Regions from separate parts of the Mus musculus genome. Here regions 1 and 2 are each linked to region 3. The links are chromatin loops, found by intact Hi-C in ENCODE. Cell type or tissue: heart. All regions are shown on one strand.

What was found. A loop is a pair of places that touch in the nucleus more often than their neighbours do. Peaks named below come from ENCODE experiments on the same cell type or tissue, not always from the same donor. Only the 100,000 strongest peaks of a DNase experiment are listed, where the experiment ranks them.
Region 1: a loop joins it to region 3, with 3 times the contacts of the local background. A loop is called at or near these places in 3 of 42 quality-filtered maps.
Region 2: it touches region 3 in a loop (2.0-fold over the local background); 3 of 42 quality-filtered maps call a loop at or near these places.

Annotation. Positions count from the first base shown.
Region 1 is chr7:118,098,354-118,106,353 of GRCm38, forward strand. Rps15a (ribosomal protein S15A) reads right to left here. Exons shown (of 5, transcript NM_170669.2): 5 at 6,021-8,000. Among named protein-coding and RNA genes, the nearest start is that of Rps15a, 14 kb to the right of the region's middle. In heart, a CTCF peak has its summit at 4,108 (motif pointing left); no DNase peak of the experiment used is centred here.
Region 2 is chr7:117,466,340-117,474,339 of GRCm38, forward strand. The region is part of intron 1 of Xylt1 (xylosyltransferase 1); the gene reads left to right. Among named protein-coding and RNA genes, the nearest start is that of Xylt1, 89 kb to the left of the region's middle. In heart, no CTCF peak of the experiment used is centred here; DNase peaks (open chromatin) are centred at 4,022 and 4,342; H3K27ac peaks cover 1,251 bases.
Region 3 is chr7:117,549,455-117,557,454 of GRCm38, forward strand. All of the region lies in intron 3 of Xylt1 (xylosyltransferase 1), which reads left to right. Among named protein-coding and RNA genes, the nearest start is that of Xylt1, 170 kb to the left of the region's middle. In heart, no CTCF peak of the experiment used is centred here; a DNase peak (open chromatin) is centred at 3,917.

The sequences.
Region 1 (8,000 bases), 550 kb after region 3:
CAATGACAATGACAGGGAAAGTATACAGCTACAGGATGCAGACCCAGACGAGAAGTGTCCCGACCCGAGTCCTCTGCATAACTCAGCCTGAACACCTTAACATCCCCCTTCCATGAAGACACCTCCTTTTCCTCACATACACTTCTTTCTTCCCACTGCATAAATTGTGAGCTGTTTATTTACAGGGGCTGAGCTATTTTCATTAGTGAGTGAGGAAGAAGGGCCGATCACCCGTTGATGGTGAGTCACACTTGATTCCCACAGTACGAAGTTGGCTTGGGATTCGGGGCCCCAGCCTGCTAGGTATGGCTCTCGTATTCTGCTCAGAGCCAAATGTCCAGGGCCGAAATTTCTAATTATCAGTCATGTTGAGACTTGTTGCTACAGCCCATGGCTCCAAAACTGAACCTTTATCCTTCATTTAAGAAGACAGAAAGTACAATGAATGGCTATAATTCTGGCCAGTGTATGCCTAAAATCCCAGCACTCAGGAGTCTGAGACTGAAGGATTGTGAGCTAAGGCCAGCCTGGGCTACAAAGATAAACTCTATCTCAGAGGGGGACAAGAGTTGTGACAGAAGCTTTTAATCCCCAGTCACTTCCTGTGGTCCTCAGACTCTCGTCCCTTCACACGCACACACACGCACACACACACACACACACACACACACACACACACACACACACACACACCTGATCCTTTACAAACTTACTTGAGTGCTCCTAACTAGGGACACCTCTGCAATGGACAGACTTGGGCCAGTGTCTCTGAGAAGGGGTAATCTCTGTGACCTCCTTACCCCAGGTCTTACACTGGGGCCCAGCACCAGCTCATTGTCCCACTATGTACCCTTTTTGTCACCTCCCTTCTCTTTGAGCAGGCATGTGGGGCTGCATGAGTCCTGTTCGGAGCCCAGGCAGTGGCTCAGATACACCTGGTTAAGTCTCAGCTGTGACCCAGTTCATTGTGTGGTCTCTTGCCAACCTCTACCCCGATCTGAGCTGTCCATCTTCCTCTATCACGGAGGCCCACTCATCACCAAGTCAAATAACACATTCCCAAACTATCTCAATTTTACATGGCAGATGAAGGGGTTACGTCATCATCCCAGTCCCCTCTGCCTTTTAAAGGGGATCACTAACAGGTTCAGGGCCCCTTCCAAAGGGTTCTAGACTGATTCCTTCAGAAGGAAAGATATGAGAGTGCTGTCATTCGAATGCACTATCCTCCGAGGGCCCGCGTCAGACGGCATCTAAGAGAAAGGGGTGGCCAGCCCTGCAAGGTAGCCCCATCTATCATCTCAGCACTCAGGAGTCAAGGCAAGAGGCCAGCCTAGGCTACATAGGCAAATCCTGTCAGAAAGAAGGATTGTGGGGGTTGGCGTGGGGATGGCAAGGCATACACATTTCCCTGAGTTCTTGGCTCTGCAGGGCCTAGGAGTTCACCAAGCAATGGGAGAAAGCAGCTATAAAAGGGGATGGCCAGGTCCTGGAGTGCTGTGAGTCAGACGGACTCAGACCTTCTCAGAGTCCCTGATGAAAAGACGAAGGGAACAGTAGCTCTGTGTCTTGTCCAGGGACAAACTTTGTATGGTGGGTCTGGATCTGAGACCAGGATCTCAAAGGAGTTACAGTTTTGAATCCCGGAAACTCAGCTTTCCCACCCTCCCCCCAAATGAATGAGTGGATGGGTGGCAGGTAACTGGGTATATAGATGAGAGGGATGAGTAGATGAGCGGTGGGTAGGATGGGATGGGGTGGATATGTATGTATATACATATGGGTAAATGGGAGAGAAGCCGCAGTGAGCTCAGTCTCTGATGCCTCTGAGCTATCTTCTGTCCCTTCTGTGTATCACTACTTGGCTAGCCTCCTGCTGACTTCGTCCCATTGTGTGATAGCTTTCCACTAACTCTGTCCATTTGCTTCTTTCCCTGCAAATAGTTAAGATGCTGTAACTCTTACTGAACTTGCTGGGCATGAGACATACTTTGTGGGAGACTTTCCTCCCAACCTCAACTTTCCTGTCTTCTCTTTGATCTTCTCACCTCCTGGTCCCACTTAGGACCCTGTCACTGAAGAACAAGCTGCTCCTGGTCACTGGAGGTCAGAGAGCCCTGCCTTCCATACAGATGGAACACCTCATCATGCTGGTGAGTCCTTAAACCTGTACCCTGTGCTTGTCTACCTGACTGTGTCTAACTGGACACCACAAACTCAGTGTGACCCAGACCATGTGCTGAATGACCTTCTGTGAGCACTCAGGGTGGGCTAGCTGGCAGCGGACTACTAACTGTGCAAAAAATGTTCAGTCCTCCACTTGCATAGCAGGAGAAAGCCATGCACAGCTGAGTGGATGAGCCCTTGGGGACGGAGGAGGAAGTTAGGCGGGTGAGAAATGAGAAACCCAGGTCTGGAACGTAATGATGTCCCTATGTCCCTCTTCCGAACCTTCCAAGAGCCAGCCAAGCTCATACAGGCCCAGGTTGTTTCCTGGTTGTTAGTGCTAATAAAATATTAATTTATTTACCCTGCCACCACATTTTTTAAAATTAAAAAAAAAAAAAAACCTAAAGCTTTTGAGTGCTGTAGGTCACAGCATCCCCCTAAGGAAGCAGAGCCCTAGAGCTAGGAAAGCTAGGAGTTAGCAGAAGTCGGAGTCGTCTTGGTTCTCCCTTAGGAGTGGGAGTGGGGTGGGCAGGAAGAAGCATTTGGGGAAACTTTATTGAGATCACAAGGGGCAAAAATGCCTCCAGACGATTATCTGGTTTATATTAAAAAGTGCAGCAGAAGAGAAAGTAATATTAAAACTGGGAGGCAAAGAATGAACAACACAGACGGATCTAACAGTCATTAGCACCGAGCCAGAGATGAAAGCAGCCCTGACTCCCAGGCACACCTGCAATCCCAGCACTCAGAGACTACAAGCAAGAGAGTGACAAGTTCCAGGCCAGTCTTACCAACAGGGTGAGGCCTTGTCTCAAAAACACAAATGAACCAAAGAAAGCTGTACATTCAATAAAAGCAGTGTTGGAACTGGATATGCTGGCACACACCAATAATGCCAGTTATGGTAATCTAATGGTAGTCTGAAGAAGGAGAATTGCAATTGTTGTACCATATAGCCAGATGCTCCAAAGGACGGGAGGGAAGGAGATGAGCTATGCTCTGTGTCTGGTATGACATGTATTAGTATGTGCTCTCTCTCTCTCTCTCTCTCTCTCTCTCTCTCTCTCTCTCTCTCTCTCTCTCTCTCTCTCTGTGTGTGTGTGTGTGTGTGTGTGTGTGTGTATGTGTGAGAATGGGTGGGTAGGTAGGTGAATGGGTGGGTAGTGAATAGGTAGGTAGATGGATGGGTGAATGGGTTGTTGGGCACAACCTATCCCCCCAGTCCTCAGAACAATCTTGTGGTGGTGGTTTGAATGAGAATGGACCCCAGAGGGTCATATAGTTGAATGTTTAATGTTTGACCCCCAGTTGGAGGAACTGTTTAGGAAAGATTAGTAGGTATAGCCTTGTTGAAGGAGGTATGTCACTAGGATCTGGCTTGGGGTTTTCAAAAGCCCAGTTCGTCCTCACACTCAGTCTCCCCCTCCCTCCCTTCCTCCTGCTCTAGCATCATTCATTCATACCTGCTATCATGTTCCCTGACATGATGTCATGAGCCCACCATCTGAAACTGTAAGCAAGTCACAATTAAGTTCTCTCCGTTTGTTTGTTTGTTTGTTTTTCAAGACAGGGTTTCTATGTATAGCTCTGGCTGTCCTGGAACTCACTTTGTAGACCAGGCTGGCCTCGAACTCAGAAATCCGCCTGCCTCTGCCTCCCAAGTGCTGGGATTAAAGGCGTGTGCTACCACGCCTGGCACAATTAAGTTCTCTTGGTCTTAGAATGTTGTCGCAGCAGTAGAAAAGTAGCTACGACAAACTCTCCTTGACCTGAAGGCCAATGCCAACGATACACATCCTCCCTCCTTCTGAACCTTCTTTCTGTGGCCATGAATAATTTGCCTCATCTCAACAAGGTTTCCAGTCCAGACATAGGTTAATGGCAGCAAACTGTTTCAAGATACTTGTGGTCCTGTGCTGTCACCTAGTGGAAACTCCATGAAACTGCAGAGAGGATGCTTGAAGCACTCATGGGAGCCTGGAGAGAATTTAACAAGACTCATGATGGATTGATAACTGGTTTTAATTTTATTTAACTTTTTATTGATTCTTCATGAATTTCATACATGCAACCCAACCCCACCCATCTCCTTGTTCTCTCGTACTGTCCTTCACCCTTGCAACCTCCCACCAAAAAAAAAAAAAAACCTGGTGTGGAAGCTGCAGTGTGCATGTCCCACAGTACACCCTTTTGTCCATACTCCTTTGCTTGCAAATGTTCATTGCAATGAGTCATTTGTCTAGTTCAAGGCCTCTGGCTTCTGCTACACTATCAATACTGGAAACTTACTAGGACTCCCCTTGGACACCCTACTGTCACCCTGTGTCGTGGAGATCCTGTAGCTTTAGATGTGTAGGACTTGCCCCTTCATGCTCTCCAGCAGTCCACAGATGGAGTTGATATTGGGGTGTGCCAACTCAAAGCCCTGGATCTGGGCCTGGATGGTATCTGAGCTGCTCACCTGCCAGCTCTCCCACACCCACAGCACCAGGGAAAGCTCTCCTGCACTGCAACTGTTAAGGGCAGAGCCAGTTCTCCCACTCTCATGCCCTTGGGCGGCTCTGCCACTTGCTACAGGTGGTAAAGAGTGGGGGAGGGAGCATGTTTCCCCTCACCTATGCCACCACACAACAGATAAGTGGCAGGGCCAGCTCTGCCATGCTCACACCCTTGGGGCCAGTTTACCAACAACTCCCACTACCAGGGCCAGCTCTACTGTGCTTCCTAGGTGAGGTGTAGGACCTGCAGCCGGCTAGGGGTGGATAGGGTGAGCTCTCCTACTCTCCACCTTCATGGCTAGCTCTCCTAGGGCTGGGAGGCAAGGGATGGGGCCAGCTCTGCACAATCCTCATACAATGACAGGGCAGCAGCCCAGACCAGGGACATCTGACTAGCCTTTGGTGGTAACAAAGGACCTAAAGACCAGGACCTCACTACGGCCTTAGGTGGTACTCAAATCAGGCTCCTTGATTCTCTAGTTCTGCCTCTCTTCATTGTGCACATTCTTCTGTTTCTTTCTCTTCCATCTCTCTACCACTTGGTCATCCTAGTGGTGCCCAGTCTCTGGGTGTCTGGGGTCCTCTTAGGAATGGTCTCAGAAGTGCTATACCTTGCCCATGCCATGTGGCACCAGGTGGAAGTTGTCTTGGGCGTGGTTTTGAAATCAGTTTTGAAAGGATGAAAGGATTGGGCTAGTTCAGATATGCAGATCTTGGAGTAAGTGAGCAGTGTACATATCTGGTTATCCATGGAGACAGGAGGGAGCCACCATGAGTCTCCACGTGCGAGTTTGCATCCCCATTCATCACACACCCAGGGCTTCCCCTCTCCTCTCTCCAGACTTCACACTGTGCAACTATAGCCTATGCCAGAAGGTTCAACCATACACAAGGCTTCCCCACACACCCACAGTTAAGACTATTACTTAAGCAAGAAAGACAGCTGTAAGAAGCTAATTAGGAAACCTTCAGAACAAAGAAATTGCTGAAGAAATTGACCTTGGAGAATACTAGGCCAGGACAGCTTAGAAGAGCCCAGGCAGTGACACTCTGAGATTATCAAGGTTTCTAGCAACCTGTCCCAAATGAAAATTGCTGCGTACAAGGGTCAGCCTCCTTCGACTGTGTGCACAGCTGGGAGTGTGTGTGTGCTGAGTGGCTTTAAGCAGCAGTCAGGCAAGGTGACAGACCCAGAGGTGTGACATGGCCAGTGCCCAGCAGTCTTGAAGGAGCAAGAAACCAATGTTTTGTTTGTTGCAAGTCCAGCTGCTCACCACACCATAGTGTGATCAGGTAGAAACCAGGCAAGCTTATTCAAAAGGTCACCAATTCAGAAGCCATTCAGACAAGAGGTTTTAAAAAAAATGCTTTATTTTATTCACACACACATGTTCGCACAAAGAGAGGCCATAAATTCGAGAAATTGAGTAAGAGGAGAGCACATAGGAGAGGTTGAATGAAAAGGACAGGGAGAGAGGCCAACATAATTGTATTTTACTTTCAAAGACTTAAAAAATCAGAAATTTCATTTCATTACTCCATCTCCCCCCACCCCACCCCCAGGCGTGTACAAGCACACTTGAAGGCCAGAGGAGGGTGTCAGACTCCCCGGAGCCCAAGTCATAGGCTAGTGTGAGCAGCCCGACGGAGGTGCTGGGGACCGAACCTGAATCCACTCAGGAGCAGCAAGTGCTCTTAACAACCTAGCCATTGTCCCAGCCCCTAAATTATCTCATTGATAAGACCAAGAACCCAAAAAGGAATTTCAGTAACAACAGTTCAGCCCTGATTCACCAAGAATGATGGTGACTCATCATCTTTGCTATCTATACTTTCTGCTGACTCACAACTCCTGGTCACTCAGGTTTCTGCTGACTCATGATTCCTGTCAGCTGACTCAAGACTTCCATTATAACTTCCCTTCCCCTCATCTCTCTGCTTCAGGCCCCAAATACTTACTGCTTCTCTTTGCCCTCATTCATCATCTACAGAAAAGGATCTCAATTTTCCCAATACCCCTGGTTATTAGATTTCCCACATGGCAGCCTCACTAGCCCCCATCACTCTGAGTACAAAAGCTGAGAAGAGTGAAGAACCCCCCAGGGGCTGTTATTAGGACTGCAGACATACTATAGTCAGGACAGGTCAGTCCGGACTCCACATCTTCTTCCCAGAAGCATTCAGACTCCCTCTCAGGATTAAAAACAAGTAAAATAGTGTTATGCCAAGCACCACTTTCATTTTACAGTTTATCCCAAGCCTGACCACAGTACTAGAACATAGCCTCTTTGTACCCATTTCACAGAAATGAAAACCTATTTAGAAGGGACACTCAAATTCATGCTTCAAGCAACTGGCAGGATACGATAGATCTGAATGCTGAGGCTTCTTCAGTAGGGCTCACCATAGTCATAAATAAAACCATAATCTCAAAACCATTATGTCTTAAGTCAGAGTTTCTATTCCTACACAAAACATGACCACGAAGCAAGTTGGGGAGGAAAGGGTTTATTCAGTTAACACTTCCACACTGCTGTTCATCCCCAAGGAAGTCAGGGCTGGAACTCAAGCAGGTCAGGAAGCAGGAGCTGATGCAGAGGCCATGGAGGAATGTTACTGGCTTGCTTCCCCTGGCTTGTTCAGCTTGCTTACAGAACCCAGAATTACCAGCCCAGAGATGGCACCACCCACAAGGGGCTAGCCCCCATCCCCCCATCACTGAGAAAACTGCTGAATCTCATGGAGGCATTTCCTCAACTGAACTCCAGCTTGTGTCAAGTTGACACAAAACCAGCCAGCACACTTCGTAAATGAAAAACCCATTTAATGTACTGCCATTCTACACAACGTTGCCATTCTATACAACATGTAGGCTCAGCAGGCAAAGGTGCTTGCTGCCAATCCTGACTGGATCCACTGTAAAGAGAACCATTTCTCGACAGCTTGACCTCAATCAAGGCAAAAGCTTACACGTGCATACATTTAGTAGTTTACTAAGTAAACAATTAAGGTCGGTGCTGGCTCACCCCAGCCTTCCTTGATTGTTCTGAGAACGCGTGGTTATCCTATTCAATCTAAAGCAACCCTTATTTTATACTCAAGTGATAATCCCCTGCGGCACCCCACTTGCTGTGCTGTACGAGTGGTGAGAACTATGGTGTTCCTGTGGACATGCCTGCCATGCAATGCAAACACCTCAGGGGGCCAGACTAGGCCACACTGCAAGACCTGCTTTTAAAAGAGGGGAAAATGGTGCTGGAGAAATGGCTCAGAGAAATAGCTGCTCTTCTAGAGGATGTAGGTTTGCTTCCCAGCATCCACTGGGGCTTAAAA
Region 2 (8,000 bases), 83 kb before region 3:
TACACTGGCTGCCCAGTGAGTTCCAGGCACCTGTGCCCATCTCCCCAGCTTTTACATGCCCTGGGAAATGAACTCAGGACTTTATGCTTATGAGGCAAACTTTTTTTTTCCATTGACTCAAAGACCCAGAGGGAGGAAATGAGGAGACCTCATACTAGGAGCATCTGATCGATCCCCTAGTCTTTGTAGGTTCCTAGTAGGTACTAACCATTAAACTGAAATGTGGCGAGTGATTCAGATTCATCTTATGGTTAACCACATAGGCCTTGTTCCACAGTGGGTAGGCAACACGTGCATCCGTGGCCCTGAGCTCTGTGTTCCAAGTGCTGGCTGTGGCATTGCAACAGTTGCCGTTCTACAATTGGGACTAAAATCCTTTGGAGAACAGCAGAAGGGAGGGTGGTTTGATTCCTTTCTGGCTCAGGGTTCCACAGGGTTCATCCGTAGGGATCATGCTGAGGCAGGGTACCATGGTGGGGGAAGCATGGCGTGCCTGTTCATCTAATGGTGTACAGGGAGGATGGGGGAAGTGGGGATAGAGGGGAGGATGGGAGGGAGGGAGGGAGGGAGGGAGGGAGGGAGGGAGGGAGGGAGGGAGAGAGAGAGAGAGAGAGCACTAATGAGCTGCACTCCTTATGACCTACTTCTTCTAACTAGGCATCACCCTCTAATATTTCCAAAATATTTCCAAAACACTTTGCCAGCTAGGGACCAACCCTTCACTATATGAGCCTTTTACAGAGTCACTTTAGAGCTAAACCAAACCATAAGAGATACCTACCAATGATCCACCCTGGGCAAATTATTTCTCCAAACATCAGTTTCACCATCCGTTACATGGGCTTTTAATGTCACCTCTTAGACATGAAATTTCAGTGACCCACTTAGGAAAATGTCTTACACTCAAGAGGAGCCTGATGCTCCCCAGTGTTCTGATTACTGTCAGTGGTGGCCAGACATATGACCTTCTTTATTTGTTGTGCTGTGGTGTGTGTGTGTGTTCATGAAAACATGTGTCCAGGATGGAGGTTGCCAGAAGGTGTTTCCTGATATTTCTCCATCTTAGGTTTTTGGAGCAGAGTCTCTCCGGAATGTCACTGGCTAGACTGGCTGCCAGTCAAGCCCCTGAGCTCCACCTCCTCCCTGCCCCCTGTGCTAGGGTTATAGGTGCTCACTGCCAGGCCTGGCTTCTAGGTGAGTGCTGGAGATGCTCCCCTTGGCAAGTAGGCACTTTGCCACTGAAACTGCCTCCCCAGTCCACCGCCTTATGTTCCAAGACAGGATTCCTTGTTGAACCTAGAGCTCACTGATTCAATTTGACTGGCTGGCCAGGGTTCCTGGAGAATCCTCCTGTCTCAGCCTCCCCAGAGCTGAGGTCATAGGCGTATGTGCTGCTTTGGGCTTTTCCATAGCTGCGGGGGGGGGGGGGGGGGGGCTGGTCCATGCTCAGGCCCTTATTCTTGGACAGCGACATTGCCAGCTCTCCCAGGTCCCTCTCTGGTACAAACAGTGCGTACAGTGGCAGACAGATTTGTTAACCATCCATATTCCAGGGTCTCCACACTAAGGGAGGGAGGCATTACGATGCTGACTGAGTTCCCTTGGGGCCATACTCTCACATTTTCCAAGGCTGTAGATAATGCACTCCCAGCTCCACAGGCTTGATCTGGGATTGTTGATTATTGGAGGGATTTGGAACAAAATAGATGGAAAGAATATTGAAAAGAAATGAGATTTATATGTGTTTAAAACTTTTTTTTTAAATTTGAAGGAAGCAAGAGGAAGACATGTACCCTGGAGCAATAGCCTGGGTGTGTCACTAGGAAAAAAACCTGCCGTGATGTGACATTTCCCTTCTCTATGGGGTTTCTGATTTCTCCACCTTATCCTTATGTGAATGTGAGGTGTCACTCCTCAGCAAGGTGTGAGATTCTGGCCTGCAGTCAAAGCAGAACACTGTTCACTGAAGTGACAAGGAGAGATCTGTGTCCCTGATATCCCTTCCTCATCACTCAGGACCACTTGCCAGGCATGCGCCTTGCCTTCAACACAGGGCCACCTACCTGAGAAAGAAGTCACCAAGGAAATCCCATGGAAACAAACTCCCTTGAAGTGGCACTGATTGCTGTGTTTAGGGCATGAGAAAGAAGTGAGAAAAAATGACATATGCCTAGGGAGAAAACATTGAAGAGAAGACAGAGACAGCCTTGGGCAGTTTCCATGGGGCCAGAGAGACACCTGATCCCTCTAAGTAGGAAGAAATTAATAGCTAGCATATTGCAGAAAACTCCTCAGGACACGGACACCACCCATATCAGAAGTATTAGGAGTCATGTGTGCAGAAGACACTCAGTGGCCAGTGGAGTAGAGATACAAGGTCTGCCTTTTGTTACTTCACCATGTCACATCCCCCTGACACAGGGCAGAGGCCCTCAGGATCCTTGTAGGTGAGAATATCCCAAGAGCATTCAGTAAAGATGTCGGTCCTTTGAACACTTGCCTAGAATACCCAGTTAGGTGAGTTCCTAATGGACCAATGTCTGGCATCAGAGAAACCAAGTCCCTGGCCCTGGTTCTCTCCCCTTTGAGCACTGTTTGTAAGCAAATCACACCCCACCCCCAGGCACCATGAATCTCTGTGATGTAGAGCAGGTTGCCTCCCCAGCCAGGGCTATAACTAGTGCATCTCTTTGGCACAGAGAGAGCATTTGAAATGACATGGTGACTTTTAGGTGCTTTTTGGTGACATGGAGTCAGTCAGTCAGTATTTACAGCAACTTGCTTTTCAGAGAATTATGGTTTAGTATTGTTGTGCACCCAGATATGTCTAAGTGTTCATTAGCCAGGCACACACACAAAAAAAGAAAAACCAAGAGAAGATTATTTTGACCTCATAAGCAACTTTTTCCTGAGAGTCTCACTGGAATAACTCTGGCTAGCTTAGACCTCTCTGTGCCTACCAAGCTGGCCTTAAACTTACAGAGATCCAAGTAGATGCTAGGATTAAAAGGCATAGACATACTTTAAATACCTGGTTTAGTGGAATGCTCTGGACGACTAATGATGTCAGCTGGTCACTACTCTCGAAGATCAGGACACTGCATTCCTAGGTCGGCACAGGTTCCTCTAGGTTTATACTTGTTAAGCTGGAATATTTATTAGGAACACCTCCATATGTCCCACACAGTAAGTTCTAGATCCTACATTCACAATGACCTCTGGGGAACCTAGTATCTTCTGTTCTGTCCCCTGAGATTGCTGTCTGCCGTTTGCTGTAGGTTGAATAGAGTCCATTCAGCATTCATCATGGAGTCTTGAACCCCCACCACCTCCAAATGCTACTGTACTTGGAGATAGGGTCTCTAAAAAGATGGCCTTTGTGGTGGGTCTGATGTGGTGTCATTGTATGAAGAAGAGGTTTGGTTACAGAGACACCAAAGGTCATATGAGGCAGTAGTCAGAAGGGGCCTCTGTAAGCCAAAGGAGAAGTCTTCGAAGCAAACCTGAAGCCCCTTGACCCAGGGCTTCTGACTCTAGAAGAGTAAGCTAATGGATATCTATTATTTATATTGACTACTTTGTGTGTTGCTATGGCGACTCAAGCAAATACTCATACAGTAATTAACCATGATTTGAACCAGAGCTAACCTCTAGCCTGCCCTCTCTTCCCTGCAGATGATCTTGAACAAACTTCCAGTCTTCCTCTAGCTCCCACATTCTGGGATGGTTAGCATGTAACTTTACACCCAGGTTATATGGTGTTGGTAATTGAACCTGCGGCGTTGTGCATGGCAGTCAGCACTGTACCAGCTGAGCTGTGCCCCCAGTTAAAGCACATCTCCATGCTAGAAAATGTTCAGTTCTCGCCACAGTCATAGGGTTCACAGTGAGAGAGAGCCAAGCTAGTCTTCAGACACATCTCATGGGAATGACTGACAGACAGGGTATACTGTAAGGGCCTGCTGACTTCAGAGGTCTTGTGTGAAAGGCATGAGTCATTGTCACCTCCACCCCGAGCCATTGCCTAACATCTAATAACAAACCTCCTGTGATGTCCTTAGAGCAAAAACCAGGAACCCAGAAATGCCTGGGGTATGCCTGGGGTTCTAAGGCACACCTTCCCCCTCCCTGTTGTCTCACCTGAAGCTTAATTGCTTGTTAGACTCTGGCCTTTGGTCTCTGTGGACTACACAATATCTGAGTCCAGCTTCCTGATCTTATAAACAAGACTTGTGATGGGCAGAAGAGTTTCATTTCTCTAAAACCGTAATCTGGCTCTCCTCAGATTGAACAGCCAGCCCAGAGGCAAGTGTACACAGAGTCTCTCTGACTCATGCACAGCTTTCCTTGTGGTGACCGGCAGACACAGTGCAGGCTGCTGGCCCAGAACACAGAAAGCACATGTCAACTGATCTGGCTAAATCCTCCAGTTCCCTCTGGGGCAGAGACCAGCTTCATTTCCAGTCATGGCTCCTGTGTTAATTTCTCTCAACAGCGTCTACAACCTTAAAACAACTAAAAGTGTGTGGGTGTGGGTGTGGGTGGGGTGTGTGGGTATGTTCTGCTGTTTGTTGATTTGGTACTGATTATTGCTGACTCTTTGTCTCTGGTAGACGTGATCCAAAGTGGGAGATGTCTTTTTGTGAGTTGGACTATATTCTCCAGGAGTTGTAAAAAAGAGAGGGCCATCAATGGCTCAGCGCTCTGCAGTGAGACCTTGGGCAGGTTGCTCCAGCTCTCTCTAGCCATCAGCTTCTCTGTCTCTACCCTCTGTCTCTTCCCTCAGGGGAAACTGAACTGATGGCTGCATAGGAGACAGACCCAGGGCCTGGAATGTGGAAAGGACTCAGCCATTATTAGTTGCTGTTGTTGGTGAGCATTTCCTACTTCCCAAACCCACAGGGCTTCAAAATTAGGAAAAGGGACATCAGGTCAGTTCATATCACGACTGTAGATGCTTGAAATTCCAACATATCTTCTGATCCCAAACATTTTGAGCAAGGGATGCTCACTCACACTGTAGTGTTTAGCTGTTCTAAACCTTGATTAAGTAATAAAGTTAATAAACCAGAGGAACAGAAGCTGTGTAGCTCCTGGGGAAAGAGAATCTTCGGTGGCCATCTCCTTTAGTGTTATTTTGGCTTCTAGTGACTCCTGAAGAATCCCGTAGGATGCAGAAGGTGAACTCAGAGGGTTCACCATCCAGGATCCTTATGGCCAAGTGTATCATGCTTGATGTCATGGTCTAGCTAGCCGAAGGCCTGACCCTGATAAATAACAGCTGTTTATTATAGTTATTTCAGTGTGTTTCCTTTGAGTGTATTTCTATACTTAAGAGAAGTGAGTTCCAAGGTTGTGGGGGTTTACAACTAAACATTTAGTTAAGGTCAATGTTTAGAGAGTGTGGAAGTTAGTTATGACCACAGTATAACAAATTACCCCAAGCTCAGTGCACAAAAAGATCAGACATGTATTTTCTCTGTGCTTTCTATTGGTTGGGGGTTGGGGGGGGGGGACTATAGATTGAGCCGTAGTCTAAGCTGCAGGTTGGTTCCATGTCTCGCGCCACATAGTTTTCCTCTTCTTCACACCTGAGTCTTATTCTTCTTGAGGTGGAAAGCCACAGAAGGCAATGTTCAATGATATCTTTCACTTCTGTGTTTGACATATTCTGAGAAACTCCCAGTAGGTCAACTGAAGTGGCCAAGGCCTAGCAGAACCTCAAAATCCCAATACTGGAGAGTGCGGGTCTAGGGAGGGGTAAGGAATGAAGGGGTCAGAGATTCAGTCTCCTCAGTTGGTTCTCCATTTGCCTTCTCCAAAGTGTCATTGCAAAAGGTGCCCTGAGCGCCCTCGCTAGCATCGGAGGTTCTGTGGTCCTGGCATCCTCATTACAATTCCAGCGGCACTCTACTGGAGTGGGAGAGCACGTTGTGAATTCCCCTTTGGTCCCCTGAAGCCTTCTCTCTGACAGACAGGAATTTACTCTACTGTAAACCTAAGAGTCCCAATTTAGACAGACAGGATGGATTAGGCAGACGGCATCATTGACCCAGTTCCACTTCGTTAGCCTTTCCAATTAAGGCGGTTGTTACTGTGAGTGAGACCTCACAGATATGCAGTCATACCTTGAGTCCTCAGGACCTAGCCGATTAGGGAGAGTCTCACATTTCCAGTGTGCACCCAGGGAGGAGAAGGAAGTGTGGTTGGCATGAGAACAGCTGAGTGTTAATGACACAGCCCCCCCTTGTGAGGGCTTCATCCTCTTCCTGGCCAGTTAATTAAGATGCTAAATAAGGACCCTTTGTACTCCCTCTCCCAGAAGCTTTTGAAATAAACCTTTGACTCCGACTGTGTGTGACAGGGTCTGTGATTTTGGAACTCAAGATAAGGAGTAGATGCTGAGCTGTGTCAAAGGACCAGTCTCTCAGTATCATCCTCATAGCTGGCAGAGATTTTCCAGAGCTTTCCAAGGAAGGTCTTTCCCGGTGAAGTTGTTCTTAGGGGTTCAGGATTGCATTCCCCCTTTCTTCGCTGTCCTGGGAGTCTGAGCAATGAAGCATAAGCCCATACAATAGCCAAATGGGCCATGAAGCACAACTTAATTAATCTGGGCATGCACCCAATGCCCCGTGCAGCACTAGCTAGGATTTGGCTTTGGAGAAGGTGGCTAATTTTGAGGCTGAGCCACGGCTTCTTCTGTTCTGACTCATATCTAGATGAATATGGACGGAGGGACAGTTAGAAGAGACAAACAGGCTCGGGCTGATGGTGAGGGGAGGACCAGGGGCTGTGTGGGACAAACAGAGTCTGCTGCCAGCCACAGGTGGGGAGGATGAATTCACCTCTGGAAGAGTAAACTGGGGCCTGCCCTGGGTGGCCATTCAATAGGGAGCCGGGCTCAGCTCTCCGGCACTGCACATCATTGATCCTATAATTGATGAGTGCACGGCTAGAATAGTGAGCCTGCGTGCCCCACCCTAAGTAGCCCAGTAAACCTTGAGTTCTGGTGGATCGTAGCTGAATGCTATCCTAGGGAAAGGGTGGGAGAAGTTGTGGAGGGAAGGCCCGAACTGCTTCTCCAAGACTCCTCATCAGCCCCTTGTGGGTCCGCTTTGACGTGTGGTAGAGTGAAGGAAAAGCTTCCCATAGTGTTTTCCTGGGTGCAGGGACTCTCTGTGCTCAGACAGCATGAAAGTCAGAGCGAGTGAGGGGTCTCTGTGGCAACGTCCCTGGAGCTGTGCCAGGGAAGTGCTTGGACTTGGACTCAAAGCTGGAATTGGGGGAAGACAAATTTTCTTCCTCTTCAAGGAAAGTCCAGCAGTTAGAATGTGCTTGGGACCATGCCTCAAATGTGCCACGAGGAAGACGTTGTCAGACGGGGATCAAGGCAAGGGGAGTGGCCTGGTAGTGTGTTCCTGTCTTCCTGACACTCAGGAGGCAGAAGTGTGAGGATGGCCATAGGTTTAGTTTAGCCTGAGCTGCCTAGCAAGTATTAGGCCAGCATAGGATGCACAGAAAGTCCTTGTCTCAGACAGTAATACAGTACTATTTAAAAAATGTTTAACGGAAACAAGGCCTGATGATGCAGGCCTGTGAGACCAGCAATTTGGGAAACTAAGGCAAGGGGATTACAAGTTAAAGGCCAGCCTCAGATACGGTGAGTTCCAGAGGACCAGCCCAAGCAATTTAAGGAGACCTTATCTGAAAATACAAATTAAAGTGAGGAGATTAAAGTGAAGGGCCAGTGGAGAGTTTGTCTAGTATGCATGAAGCCCAATGTTCAATCCTCTCCTCCTCTCTCCTCTACAGGAGTTTAGAATGTTGCTGGGTTTTCTTCACTCTCCTTTATTCCCAGTACTTGAAGAAGGCTGGCCTGGTGCTAATTTACATAGCTTCCTAGAAACCTGTACTGGAAAAAAAAATCTGTTTTGAGAGACCCAAGTTTCAAACTGGATTTCTATACAGAGCCTTACAAGCATGGCCATTCTGTGTAGAGG
Region 3 (8,000 bases):
GAGATTATTTGAAGCATAGAGGAGGATGTGCAGGATATAAGCAAACACCATACCATTTCATCTAAGAGAAAGGACACTGTTAGATATGGGAATTATAGGGTCTGGTTCCCAAATCCCCATGGATCCTGAGGGACACCTCTTCATGGTTCTATGTATCCATACAGTTTATTAGACGGGTTGTGGTCCCAAGCTCCAAGTGTCCCAAGGAAAGATGGGAAAGGAAGGCTAACATGGCCTTCACACATTCCCTCTTAGTCAAGTTCAGCGTGACCTTTTGAGCTTGTAGCAGCAAATATGCATCTATGCAACACTTCCTGTTCAATAGACAGATTTTAGAAGATTCTCCCTTCCCAAGCCTCCGTGTGGTCCAGGTGGTTCCTGTCTGTGTTCTTGATTGCACTTGGCACTTTGTGTGCAGCAATAATTAAGTGGAATGCAATGTTTCCAAGAGCTGTTCTTAGCCAGTGCCAGGCAGGGGCATTTTGGAAGTCTGAACCAAGGTAATACGGCTCCTGTCACGCTTAGAGCTTGCATGCTTGCTCCCTGAAGGGCCAAGTAGCAAATCTGTATGGTCATTGGGCTGTATATCTTTATCACAGATCTTAAGAGACAATACACAAACATCAATGCACTTGGTTAGGTTCCAGTGGATTCAGACTGCTTTCCAGATTGCAAGAGGCTTCCATCCAGGGCATCTAATTTAAGGTAGAAATTTCATGAAGTCAAAAAGACATGCAATACATCTGACCTATGGAATGTTGTAGTATAGTCTGGTCCACCTTAAATGTGCTGAGAAAGTTTCTGAGCCTATGGTTGGTCAAAGGCAACAAAAACAAAGCTTAGATTAAGACAATGTGTTGACTGCCTTGTGTAAGGTAGTAAATGCTGCAGTGAAAGGGGGAAGCAGGATAGTGCTGGGATGAATTTTCGTTCCCAATGTTATCAAGTTGAAAAGCCGTACGTCATCCATCATTACGCTAAGAATCATCCGTAGTCAGTGCTGTTCTATCTCCGGGAATCCTTTTCTGAGGAAGCTGAGGCTCAGACAGGTTTAGGATTTGGGTGGAGGCATCCACCTAACAGACAGCAAAGCCGGTATTGGAATTCAGGATGAAGAGTCTGAGTCTGCTTCCACAAGTTTGATAGTCTTCAGGGGGGAAACAGATTCTCACTTCAGCTTGAGTTATACAAACCCCAAAGAAATTTAGCTGCCTGAGAGGTGTGCCCCCTTCTCCTCAGTACAGTCTGAAGGAGAAGGGAGGGTGTCAGCTGAGGAAACAGGGAGCCTGTGGCAATAATGGGGGGGCATGTGTGCCAGACTGGAGTGCCTGCATTTGCATCTCAGACTTCCTCTGCAAGCTCTGAGATTTTCGGCAAGTTGCCTGCCCTCTCTGTGCCTTGGTGTTGTATTTATTCATCGCAGAGGGTTTAAAGACTGCACAGTTAAGTGAATGTACCTGGTCACTGCTGCACATTACGCAGATATGAGCCTTAACGCTTACTCCACAGTCATCCACCACCGAATAGCAGCCTTCAGCGTTTCCCGTGCTTCTCCTGGGTCGTGCTGAAATGTCTGCAAGCTAGCGTGAGCTCACTGGGGCTGCCTGCGGGGTTGGCTGTCTCTGCCTTGGCGAAGGTGGCATGCCCTCCAGGGACCTCCAAACTGGTTAATGGAGTTGGCATTTAAGACACATGGCACACCAGACCCACGATGCTTTAATTTCCTGCACCGTGGCCTCCCCTTTGCAGTAAATTTACTGTGAATAGACTAATTGCAAAATAACTCTAATTGGGTAGTTATCAATGAACAACTTCCCGTGAAACAGAATGGCTTACAATTAATAGCATTTAAGCCATAAACTATTCTTCTGCGAAAAGCAGGGATGTAATTACACCCCACAGGGAGATTGCCTTCCCTTCTGGAAACCATGACACCCGGAATTCCGTCTGCTCTGGAGGGATGGGCTTTGGCCTAGTGGTCCTTTTTTATCTCTTGCAAAATGAGGAAAAGAGGCACAATAGGGGGAACACTTGACATCAGACAATATAGGAACCTCGCTGGTCCTCCCCACACAGAGGCATGCACTGGGCCTCACCCAGACCGTAGCCACTGAAGGCCAGTTCGTCAGAGCCTAGGGACAGATCCAGAGGAAGGGAAGTTCATTTTCCATGTTGACTTTTGTGAGGAGCTTTGTTTCTGTGTCTCCTCTGCTTTGCCTGTCTCTCAGCCTTGTCCCCACTCAGCCCAGGGGACACTCTGGAAAAGACTGGCTCCCTACAGGGCCATTCTTCCTTTTCTGACCTTTGATTTCTGCCTCCTGTAGAGAATAATCTTGAAATAAGTGAATAGAAGTCTTCCTCCATTCCATTTGAAGACGGCTGTTACCTGCTTGCACGTATACAAGGGCAGAAGACTCCTATAGACTGTCTACCAAGGAACATGCAGAGAGAGAGAGATTCTTAAGGGTTTTGTGGAAAGACCTGTCCTTGAGTATGACCTCAGAAGAAGTTGTCTCCAGATCCCCAGCAAACCCTTCCTCCCAAAGATAGGACACTCACTGCAGCCACAAAGCTGATGCGCACACACACACACACACACACATGCGTGCACGCGCGCAGACACACACACTCATGCAAGTACACATGTGCATGCACACATACATGTTTATACACAAAAATGCATATACACATGCATGCAAACACACATACACATACATGCTCATACAGACATACCCACACACATGAAATTGTATGTGAATTCTCATATGCATGTATGCACACATACACACCCATACATATGCGCGCGCGCGCACACACACACACATGTGCTCATACACAACACTCACAGAGTTGCATGGAATTCCTGTCCACCCTTTGGTCTCTCCACCTTAGGAGTCCCAAGTCACCCTGACTGATCCTTCCTGTGTTTTACGGACTATAACTCCACAAGTGTAACAGGCAAGGGCATCTTGAACTGGAAACAAAGAAGAAAGGTCGTTTTTAAATCGAGATCATGAAAGTCTAGGGCTGAAGCCACACCCCTGCCTTTACCTCATTCCCAAATCCTCTGGAGACTCAGTCTCAGCCCCTTGTGGTAGAGGGGGCCTGCCAAAGCACAAGAGCTCATGGCACAGAGGCCAGGAAGCAGAGGCAAAGTCTGAGCTAAGGGGGAAACCTTCTTCTTTTCTTTAGTCCATCTTGGTCTGAAGCCTATAGGATGGCAACTCCCACAGTGGGGGGCTTGCTTTCCCCTCTAAGCTAATCCCACCTGGAAATGCCACCAAAGACACGCCCAGAAACTACTTCCCTTGTCTCCTAGGTGCCTCTCAGTCCAATCAAGTTGGCTATAGGATACATCAGCATATGTGTGTCTCAGGGAGCTATAGCCAACAGCCCCCCAAATCTCCGTGCCCCCCCCCGCCCCAGGACAGTTCTACTGAGATTTTTCTAAGGCACTTGGCTGTTAAAACTGAGAAGAAAGGCAGCTGGCTTTCTAGAAAGCTAACATCAAAAGTGACCCTTCTGCCTCCCTCCCGCCTCTGCCACCTCCTCCTTGCCCCAGAGATGTCCAGCTGCTGCCCCTTCTGGAGCGGTAACTCTCCTTTAAAACTTGTCTCTCGAATGTGTTGGTCCCTAAGTGATGTGTCTGAAAACCAAGCTGAAGAGCTTTCGCAGGAAGAGGAAAGCATCCCTGACAGGACACGCAGGAGGCCTTTCCTGGTTGTGGTCAGACACATCTTCTAGAAACTTCCCTTATGAATAAGCACTCCTCAAGCCAAGTGTATTTTTAAACAAGAGGATCATGGCTAGCCGGGGGTTTTGCTTGTGCGCTCGCAATGACCTCTGTAGACCAGCGGATTGGGAGCAGGCGTCTCACTCTGCGCTTATGAGCTGCAGCTTGGAGCAGCTCTGCCTAGAGAGAGCCTGACTAATCGGCTTCCCTTTTGTTCACGGCCGGAAGGGGATTTTGGAACCGGATAAAGCTCCTGCATGGCTGGGAGGCAGAGCAGGCAGGGTGCTTTGCTGGCCTGGAGCACATGGGTGCCTGTCTCCTCTTGCCTGGCTACTTCGCCCCATAGCACAACAACTCTCACTCCCCCGGGGTAACCATGGAGACACTAGCATCTGGGACCCTTTTGCCAGGAATGTCACAGGCAGTCTGAGAATACTGGTAATTTGGGTTTACAGTTGGCAAGCTTCTTTTTTCATAAATGTGAACAAAATTGTTGATTCTTCTAGCACCTGGCACTAGGCTCGGTGTTCATCAAGTATCTATTGCTATTGAGCGGTTTGAGATAAGGGAATGAAAGAAACCCTAGCTCACATCCTCTGGCTTTTTCACAACCCAGGGAAGAGGGTAGGGTACCCGAAGAATGCCCTGGAAACTCATCTTGAACAAGAACATTGATCTCTTCCCCCAGCACACTTCAATGTTACCTGTTTCACTAAGTCAAAGTATGCACTGAACAGCCATGTTGACTGTGTCTCTTAACTATGACAAAACTGCCAGAACAACACCTCTTAAAGGAGGCAAGGTGTCTGGGCTCTGTTTCAGAGGTTGTGGTCCCTGGTCACTTGGCTTCCTTGTTTTGTGGCTGTGGCAAGACAGGACAGAGCACCAGGACAGGTATGATGGGCATTGTGCTGTAGAGCAGAGCTGCTCACTCATGGCAAGAAGAATGCAAAGTCGGGAAGGTCTGGGGACCAGATATACCCTTCAGAGCCATGGCTCTAGTGACCCATCCCTTTAAAATAAGCTGCCTTCTAGTTCCCATCACTTCCTAACAACGCCACCAAAAGATGCATCCATCCATGGGTTGATGGATTAACAAGAGCAGAGCCCTTCTGAGCCAGTCACTTTCAGAAAGTTCCACCTCTGAGCATAGACAGAACTGTAGATCAAGCTTTTGGTACATGAGCCTTTTAAAAGAATATTCCATGTCCAGTCCCCAACAAGCACCCATCATACATTAAACAGGAGGCCACATGGGAGATGTGGTGGATGAGAGAAACATGACTGATCTCATGACACTCACAGTGCAGGGTGGGGATGGGAGACAGGCAGTGAAGGTGCAGGCTATTATGCACCTGGCATCAAGTAGGGTAGAGGGAAGAACTGTGAGTCTGACAGAAGTGTCTCCAGGGCAGATAGGTAGAGAAATGGTCGTTGGGTATAAATTCGTTCTTCCTTGGAAGCACCTGCTAAGAATGTTAACACTCTTGGGGAGGAACGGCTTACATTCTTGTGCAGGCTGAGTTCATTGTTAGACGAATCTAATGTGTATTTAGCAGTACCGCATCCCAGGTAACGGTGCTTGAATGAGATGCATGAACAAGGCAGTTGGAGATAGCTGCCTTCATAGAGTTTCTGTTCTAGGAGAAGCCGGCTATTGTCAAATACATAGAACCAGACTCTGATAACCAGGAAAACAGGCCTGCACCTGCAGGCCCAATAAGGATCAATTCCTTGATTGGTGGTTGCTGGGTTTTGGAAGCTTTCAGGAAGGGCTGGCAGATCTGGGTCTGCAGCAGAACCTTTGGGAAAGCCTTAGCTTTGCTTAGGATGGCAATTCAAATAAGACAGTCTAGGGGGCTGAGGAGTAGCTCAAAGGGTACGATACTTTACCTAGCATGCCCTAGCACTGAATAGACTAGGTAAGGTGGAGCAGGCCTATAATTCCAGCACTCCAGAAGTGGAGGTACGAAGACAGAAGTTCATGGCCATCCTTGGATACATGGTGAGTTTGAAACAAGTCTGAGCAACATAAATTCTTGTCCTTAAACAAATAGATAGACGTAAATTGAGCAGACCGAATCCAAAAATTCAAAATCTGAAATGTTCCAAGATACAACATTTGTTTTTTGGTTTTTTTGGTTTTTTGGTTTTTTGGTTTTTTGGTTTTTTGGTTTTTGTTTTTTGTTTTTGTTTTTGTTTTTTTTTAGACAAGGTATTACTTTGTAGCCCTGGCTGGCCTGAAGCCCTGTGATTCTTCTGTTTCGGTTTCCTAAGTGCTGAGCTTGCAGTGTGAGCCATGGTGCTCAGGTCTGCCTAATTCTGAGCATAACCAACCCCACTTCCCAAGAGGAACGTGCCAAATTTGACCCATTGTGAGACAGCATTCAAAAACAGGTACTCTCAAAATAGCATATAAAATTACCTTCACGCATATGTGTAAATTATACATACAGTGTAAATAATTATGCATAAATTTCATGTTTAGACTTGAATCCCATCTACAAACTGTCTCATTATGTTTAGGAAAAAAAATTCAAATATAAAAACCCCTGAAATCTGAGCCTTTCTGGTCACAAACTTCATGCACAAGGGGTCCAGAACCCTGTGATCACACTTAGCAGTGCTCCAGGGATGGCTGATTGCCAGGAATGATACTTAGCAAGTGAGTTATGTTAACCCAGTGGCTCCTCCTGCCAACTCTGTTATCCAGGAAATTAGGGCACATGGAGAGAGACAACTGGCCACAGTCACACAGTTAGCAAGTGGCAGAGTCAGGATTCAGTGGCGAGGGGTTCTATGGCCAGAGGCTTAGTCATGTGCTCTGCTACCTACAAAAGCCGGAAGCTTGTGCAGTGTTCTGCCTGTGGTGCCTTCCAGCTGCTGCAAGAGGCTCACCCCATCAGGCCATTCACTTGCTGATGGCCAGGGTGGGGGTGGGGGTGGGGGGCGATCCCACCGGAGACCCCCTGACTGGTCTTCAAAGTTAGCCGGTCGCTTTAGATAAGGAACAGACTTATGGCTGCCCCATTTCTCTGTCACTTTCTGGTCGCTCAGCGTATTTGCATTTGTGTGACATGACAAAGCAATAATTTTTCATTGTATCCTTCAGTCACCCATGAGAGATTGGATTTAGGTCACAATTTATTACCCTGTGGAATTTAATCCAATTTTTAACACCATGTCAGCCACTCCAGTATTAGAGCTTTTTTAATGGCTGTGAAATTTATACAATGATAAAGTAATTTAAAACATATGTAGGAAGAGCATTGGGACAAATTGATGTGTATAGAACCCTACAGTAAAGATTGAATAGGAGATAAACATGGAAAATGGTGATTGATTACAGGACGGTGGGAACTGTGTCCCACTGATCAGCTCTTAATGGCAAAATTAGTAAACTAATTTGTTCTTCACAATTTTGAGGAGAGTTTCCGTTGCCCTAAATCAAGATTGAGGCTGAGTCACAAAGCACAAATTAATAGCTCACCTCTGAGTGCTATGTACCTCAACTTAGAAACAGGCCTGAGTGACTGGAAGGTTGCCAACCGCCTGTCTCGGGGGACCTTTCCCGCCACCAAAGTCGGAAGACAACGGGCAGGATGGCAGAGTCTCCCTTTGTTTATTTAGTGTATGGGCATTTGTGTATGCACGTGAGTGGGCTGTGTAGGTGTGAGCGCACAGGTGTATCTGAGTGTGTGCATGTGAACAAGTCTGAGTGTGTGTGTGTGTTATGTGTGTGCCTGTTGGGGGACACCGGATGCCCTGCTTTCTCTGCCTTATGCCTTATTTTACAGAGTCTTTCACTGAGCCTGGGCTTAGACGGCCAAGCGATCTTTCTCTCTCTGCCCAACCCTCCACCCTGGGGTTGTACACAACGGTGCTTGGCTTTTTACGGGAGTTCTGGAGATCTGAAATCAGACCTTCATGCTCGCTGCCCTTTTCCACTGAGCCAATTCCCTACCTCGTACTCGGTTTTAGAAAGTTGCCTGCTTTCTCCTGTCTCCCGAAGATAAACACAATTAGTGCCATTCTGAAGGCACAAAGGCAACACCTCTTTGCTGCCTACCATGGGTGGCTCAGGCACAGGTCTCAGTCCCCAAGGGTGCTATGTTAGTTACTTTTGTGTTGATGTGACAAGAGCCTGAAAACAACAACTGAAAGATTTATTCTGGCTCCTGTCCTCAGGGGACACAGGAAGCACAACACACGCTCTGCCCGGGAGGAGGAGTGTTGTTTGCTTGTTGTTGTTTGCTGCTTCGGGTTT